Regions from separate parts of the Mus musculus genome. Here region 1 is linked to region 2. The links are chromatin loops, found by intact Hi-C in ENCODE. Cell type or tissue: gastrocnemius. All regions are shown on one strand. Each heading gives the region's core, and the rest is flanking DNA. Links, peaks and the distances in the headings are about the cores only.

The links. A loop is a pair of places that touch in the nucleus more often than their neighbours do. Peaks named below come from ENCODE experiments on the same cell type or tissue, not always from the same donor. Only the 100,000 strongest peaks of a DNase experiment are listed, where the experiment ranks them.
Region 1: it touches region 2 in a loop (4-fold over the local background); 22 of 42 quality-filtered maps call a loop at or near these places.

The regions. Positions count from the first base shown.
Region 1 is chrX:98,617,726-98,620,651 of GRCm38, reverse strand. The region is part of intron 19 of Ophn1 (oligophrenin 1); the gene reads left to right. Among named protein-coding and RNA genes, the nearest start is that of Gm26000, 200 kb to the left of the region's middle. In gastrocnemius, for the core only: a CTCF peak has its summit at 1,575 (motif pointing right); a DNase peak (open chromatin) is centred at 1,617.
Region 2 is chrX:97,430,177-97,433,102 of GRCm38, reverse strand. No RefSeq gene overlaps it. Among named protein-coding and RNA genes, the nearest start is that of Eda2r, 54 kb to the right of the region's middle. In gastrocnemius, for the core only: a CTCF peak has its summit at 1,447; DNase peaks (open chromatin) are centred at 1,430 and 1,586; H3K4me3 peaks cover 389 bases; H3K27ac peaks cover 448 bases.

The DNA of each region.
Region 1 (2,926 bases), core at 146-2,645, 1.2 Mb before region 2:
GTAATAATTTGAATCATCTCTAAATTTTTAAATAGGAGAGCAGGTAAGTAACGAGGGAAAGGACATTGTCCCCTGACACTAATCCCCTAGAACAGCACTATCCATTAGTCTCAAGTCCTCACTCTCTTTAGCTCATGGAGTAGTGTGGATCAGGGTGCTGGGACCTGCTATACAGACACAATTTGGACTGACAGAGGAAGGTTGAATTTTGGTTTCTGAACATTGTGTTTAGGGGAGCTGCTGGGAATTACAAGGGGAAGAGAGAGGTCAGCTGTGAAGGCGGTTCTTAGTGATTTAGTTCTGAGGACAGAATGTTATTTCACTTAAGGAAATGGAATATGGGATGGATCCATTTGAATATCAGAATTAGAAAGTGACTTTAAAGATCTTCTGGCCCCAGGCACTTGATTTTACATAAAACTCTTTAGAAAGTGCATCTCTCCAACTTTATTCCTACTTCCAGTTTCATAGCCCACCCCGCCAATTCTTCTCGGGTAGATTATAAAAGAGCTCAGATGCCAGCCTTGAATCCTTGCCTATCTATTATCTCGAGTGTACTTTGACAATGCTTTTTGTCGGCAGCATAGCCAAACATTAGCACATTCCTCCTTTATTGCTCCTGATCCCACCATGTCAATGCTACAAACTAGTTGTTCAGCTTCCTCAGACTTAGGTTTTTGTGCAATGACCCTGGAATTGGGCTGAGTGCAGTGAGATGCACTGTACTCTCAGCTTGTCTAGTTCTCATTCTGACTCAAAATGATGCATATTATTGATTTTCTAGATACAGAGAAACCGAGTGTGTTAAGTGGCAAAACTCAGACAAATTTTGTTCTGTCAGGATAAGGCTGCATCCCGATGTATGGAGACCTATTGATTTTTAAGTGAAATACTAAGTTCTGCTTGTCTTTGCTTCACCAACACTGACTTAGGTACTGTTACTATTGTTAAGTTCTCTCTGTACTGCTAATCTGTGTATTACAATACTTTCATTTTTTACATATATTTTTACTACTGGGGATGTAACACCATACACACTATGACTGCTGTAACAGTGGGCTACAATTCTAGTCCAATATTTCCCTTCTAGTGAGTAGGTAATTATTTTTCAGTTGTACACAATGATGCTTCATGGTGTTAGTATAGTTTTCTGGGAAAGACATTATTTTCAAGATAATTAGGAAATCCACTCCTAATATGTGTCAAAGTGGGTTTTACTGTCTCTAAAGATGAATGTCGTTAAAAGTCATGGTTAAAGGAACAGGAATACTGAATGATACAGCTCTTGTTGCAGAGGATTGAGGTTAATTCTTCTTGTAAACTGGCCAGAGAAAGCAGGATTGTTTTCAGTACAAAGTTTGTGCAAACTCAAATGCAGCCTATGTTCCCAAATGTCTAAATAGGAACTTATCCAGGAAAAAAATTGCATCGATGTAGCAACATGACAGATTTGAGGAGGCAAACAAGAGTCACTTTTTAAAAAACAACCTTGATTTATGTATTTTTCTGACACCCAAATCTAGCAGCCCTGAGAACACAGACCACAATGCTTGTCTGTTCCTTCTTTTTGAAAATTGGCTTTTGTGAATTCGAGTCTGCCACTAGAGGGCAGCAAGAGAACAGAAAAATGTGTTTCTCACCCTCTCCTTTTTGAGTAAACACACACACACACACACACACACACACAAATATACATACTATGTACATATATAAATTTTAAATGTAACTGATAAATACAAATTATGTATCTTACTACAAAACTTGTGTTTATACTTTAAAATGTGCCTATCTTCATGTGGTGAGAGAGGGGGGGGGGAGGGAGAGGGAGAGGGGGAGAGGGAGGGAGGGAGGGGGGCAGAGGGAGGGAAGGAGGGAAGGGGGATATATAGAGTAGCAAGAGAATCTAATTAAGTCAGGTCTGTACTTCATTGTGTTTAATTTCTGAGATGATAAGGTTAAGCTAAAAGTTATTAAAAATAACATTTTTATTAGCTTGTACATGTTAGGACATTTTCAGAATCTAATATGTAGTTAGCTGAGAATTTGGCAAACATTTCCAAATGAATCTTCAAAAATTATCTTTAAGTATGAATATTAAGATCAAAGTGTAACCTGAAGAAAAGTATCTTTGAACAGAGAATTATTAAGATTGAGAAATTTCAGATGTGTTCATTAGTCATAGTGAATCTTTAAAAACAGTTTTTGAGATTTCAACCCTGGTTGAACTGAGATCTTCGCATGTTCTCTAGAAATCTTGTTTGCTTAGGCTTTGGGAAAAGGTTAGGACTTGTTGCAGGTGAATAAGCATGTCCAAACCTGATGAGATGGCGTGTGAAGTACAGGGTGCATTTGGGAGTGATGTTTGCCCCCAGTGTCTAGTGACCTGAAATACTCATTATGAGTCACTCTGTCGATTCTGGTCATCCTGATAGTTCTCTTGAATTTCAGCAAAAGATGACAGTACACGCTCCTCCCCATTTCTTTTTTCCAGCTGGTAGTGAAAACAATAGATAACATTTAATGAGGACTTACTATATGCTAAATCTTTGATATTTAATATCCTTTTGAGTCCTTCCATCAACTCTGAGGTCTTCTCCCATTTTACTTGTAGGTAACGAGACATAGAAATGCTATGTTTGTTGTGGGAGATCAAAATCAAATGTCTTTTTGTTTATGTCTAGTTCGCATGACCAGGTGGAAACACATTATAAATAAAATAATCAGATTTTAAAGTTGTTATTAACTTTCTTATTGTTGATGTTCGATGTTCTGGACATGAAACTCAGGGCCCTGCACTGTGGACTGTTAGGAAAGTGTGCTATTACTGAGTTACATCCTTAGCCCTTGAAGATCTAAAAAGATTTCCAAAATCATATAGACTTTTTTTTTTTTCCTCAGTAGGTAATGTTTGTTTCATAGAATTTAT
Region 2 (2,926 bases), core at 267-2,766:
AAGTGTGATCCCAGAACGTGGGAGGTAGAAGCAGGAAGATCATGAGTTTATATAGCTACATAAGAGATTAAGAGAAACCCACTTAACATTTCTTCTAAATGGAACTTTTAATTCTGTCCTTATTACCCCAGGTTTCTTTTTTACTCTGTTTATCTCTTACTTGACTGTTTTGCACACAGAAAAGAGCAAAGGCTGAGAAACAGAAAGCAAACACGTTTGCCTGGAACATTATTCTAATTAAGGTTCTGAGAAAAGAATTGTCTTGATTGTCCTATACATTACCTACAAATAGAAAAGGAAACAATGCTAGCCCTGGTGGTACATGCATGTATTCCCAGTTTTGTGGAGGTTGCAGTAAGAGAATTGTGAGTTCAAGGCCTGCTTAGGCTGCAATAGAGAACTCAAAATCAGTCCACGAAACTTGGAGAGTATTTCTCAAACTAAGCAGTTGTAATTGGTGGGAATATCTCAGTGGAAGAGCATTTATTTGTTGAGCATGTGCAAGGCAATAGGCTCAATCTCTAACATCATAAGAGAAATTTGCTGAGTACATACAAAATGGCATGTAGCACTACAGAAACTGGAGATTTGAACATGTTTTCTTTTCTCTGAGTGCATAGCAGATACTGAGGGAAAAGACAACAAATACATCATCAATAACAAAAGTTGACAATGTTGTTACTTTTTTGTTTTGTTTTGTTTTGTTTGTTTGTTTTTTGGAGACAGGATTTCTCTGTATAGCCCTGGCTGTCCTAGAACTCACTCTCTAGACCACGCTGGCCTTGAACTCAGAAATCCACCTGGCTCTGCCTCCTAAATGCTAGAATTAAAGGCGTGGGCCACCACTGCCTGGCTTGTTACAATGTTTAAAATCTTACCCCTTCTAGATTAGTGCTAGGAGCCATGCTATCTGAGTTGTGTGCTACTTAGAAGAGTGCAGGAATATAGCACATTAAGGAAGAGAACAGACTGTGCAAACAATTAGTGTAAAACAGATGATCTGACTTGTTTCACATGGGCAAGGGGGTCTTTAAGGCTGTCAAATGACAAATAAAACTGTGACTATGCTTCATATCTGACAAAAATTTGATTAGATTTATGGTCAGGTTTTTGATAACAACTTGAGGTTTTTAAATTGGAAAGTAATCGAAAAGAGTACAGAGAAGAGCATGACACCTTAGAATTAGAAGAAAATATCTTAAGCTGGGCCACAAAGGGCTCTGTTTTTGCCCCTCCCCATTTTACGATTTTGAAATCCACCCAAAAATTAATAGTAAAATGAATAACTTGAGGAAGTGCATATTACAGAAATATATACTGTATATGAAGAAAACACAACGTCTGACAGTATATGGTTAGGACCTCAGAGAAATGTGTACTCCAGCGCCCTCTGCTGAATTCTTATGTCTATTTTCCTAAATTCTTGTGACGCAGTTTCGGATTCAAAGCTAAAGTGGCAAGGACCCTGCACCACAGACATAACAGGGTTGCTAGTAACAGCATTGAGGGGATTGGCAAAGACCTTAACCTCTGGTTTGGGTTGGCAGCCCGCAGGAGAGTATAAGCTCATGTTTTTGGACAAGTAGATGTCCGTAAACATTAAGAATAAAGCTGTTGTCATTACAGAGCAGCAGTCCAGCAGGTGGAGATAGAGGGTAACAAGAGGGCCTCAGCTTCTCTGAAATTTCTAGAACTGGACTGCTTTATTAGAGTTTAAGGCTGTGTTCCAAGTTTTCAATGATGGAATTAATCTTTGGAGCTATTTCTTTTATTATTATTTTCTTCAGAGTTTCCAGAATAACCTACACTACAAAGATTTTAGGCAGTGGTGTAGAGAACAGTATATAAACACATACACATGTAAATTTGTGCACTTTTGGGAAGGGAATGTCTTTACCTTTCATTAGATTTTCACAAAGCATTTGTTTGGTAAGTGCTTGCATTAGAAGACAGAACCCTGGGCCATTGATAGGACACTGTAATTGCTTTTCAGAATTCTAGAGCCAAACTCTCTTTGTAATATTTACTAGGCTTGTTCCTAGCTTGAAATCCCAGGCAATGTTCCCAGCTTGTCTCTGACACACCTGCCTCATCCATAAAATGGGCTTACTAGCAGCATTAATGAAATAGCTGATGGAAATGAGTCTAGGCTTCCCCAAGAGTTCAGTAAGCCTTGGCAACATTTTAATACATCATGCTGATATAAAGACTCAAAATCCATTATCTCCTTTGATGTTAAATACAATTGTATGAAACGTGTTTGCACTTAAAGGAATATGAGATAGACAGACTAAATTACTTGAACAAGATCATGCAGTCAAGTTAATGACAAAATGAGACACTAGAAATTTTTTTAAAAAGTACAAAAAACCCTTACCATAATTGACTGCTATAAAATCCTTATATTGATGATTTAAGCCCAAATTCTGATTCTGGATTTCATTTTACAGTTGAAAAATGATATCCCATATGGTACTGTACCCAGTCTTAGCTTAAACATGTGTTACAAGAAGCAAAATATATCTTAGAAGAATCCAGTATATTTACGGAAGAAAACTTCATTACCATGTGCTTTGTAAATACTGAGAATTCTCTTTTTTTTTAGAGCTAAAATTTCTTTTTTAAAATTTTTATTAGATATTTTCTTCATTTACATTTCAAATGCTATCCCAAAAGTCCCCTATATCCTCCCCCCACCCTGCTCCCCAACCCACCCACTCCCACTTCTTCGCCCTGGCATTCCCCTGTACTGGGGCATATACAGTTTGCAAGACCAAGGGGCCTCTCTTCCCAGTGATGGCCGACTAGGCCATCTTCTGCTACATATGCAGCTAGAGACACGAGCTCTGGGGGTACTGGTTAGTTTATATTGTTGTTCCACCTATAGGGTTGCAGATCCCTTTAGCTCCTTGAGTACTTTCTCTAG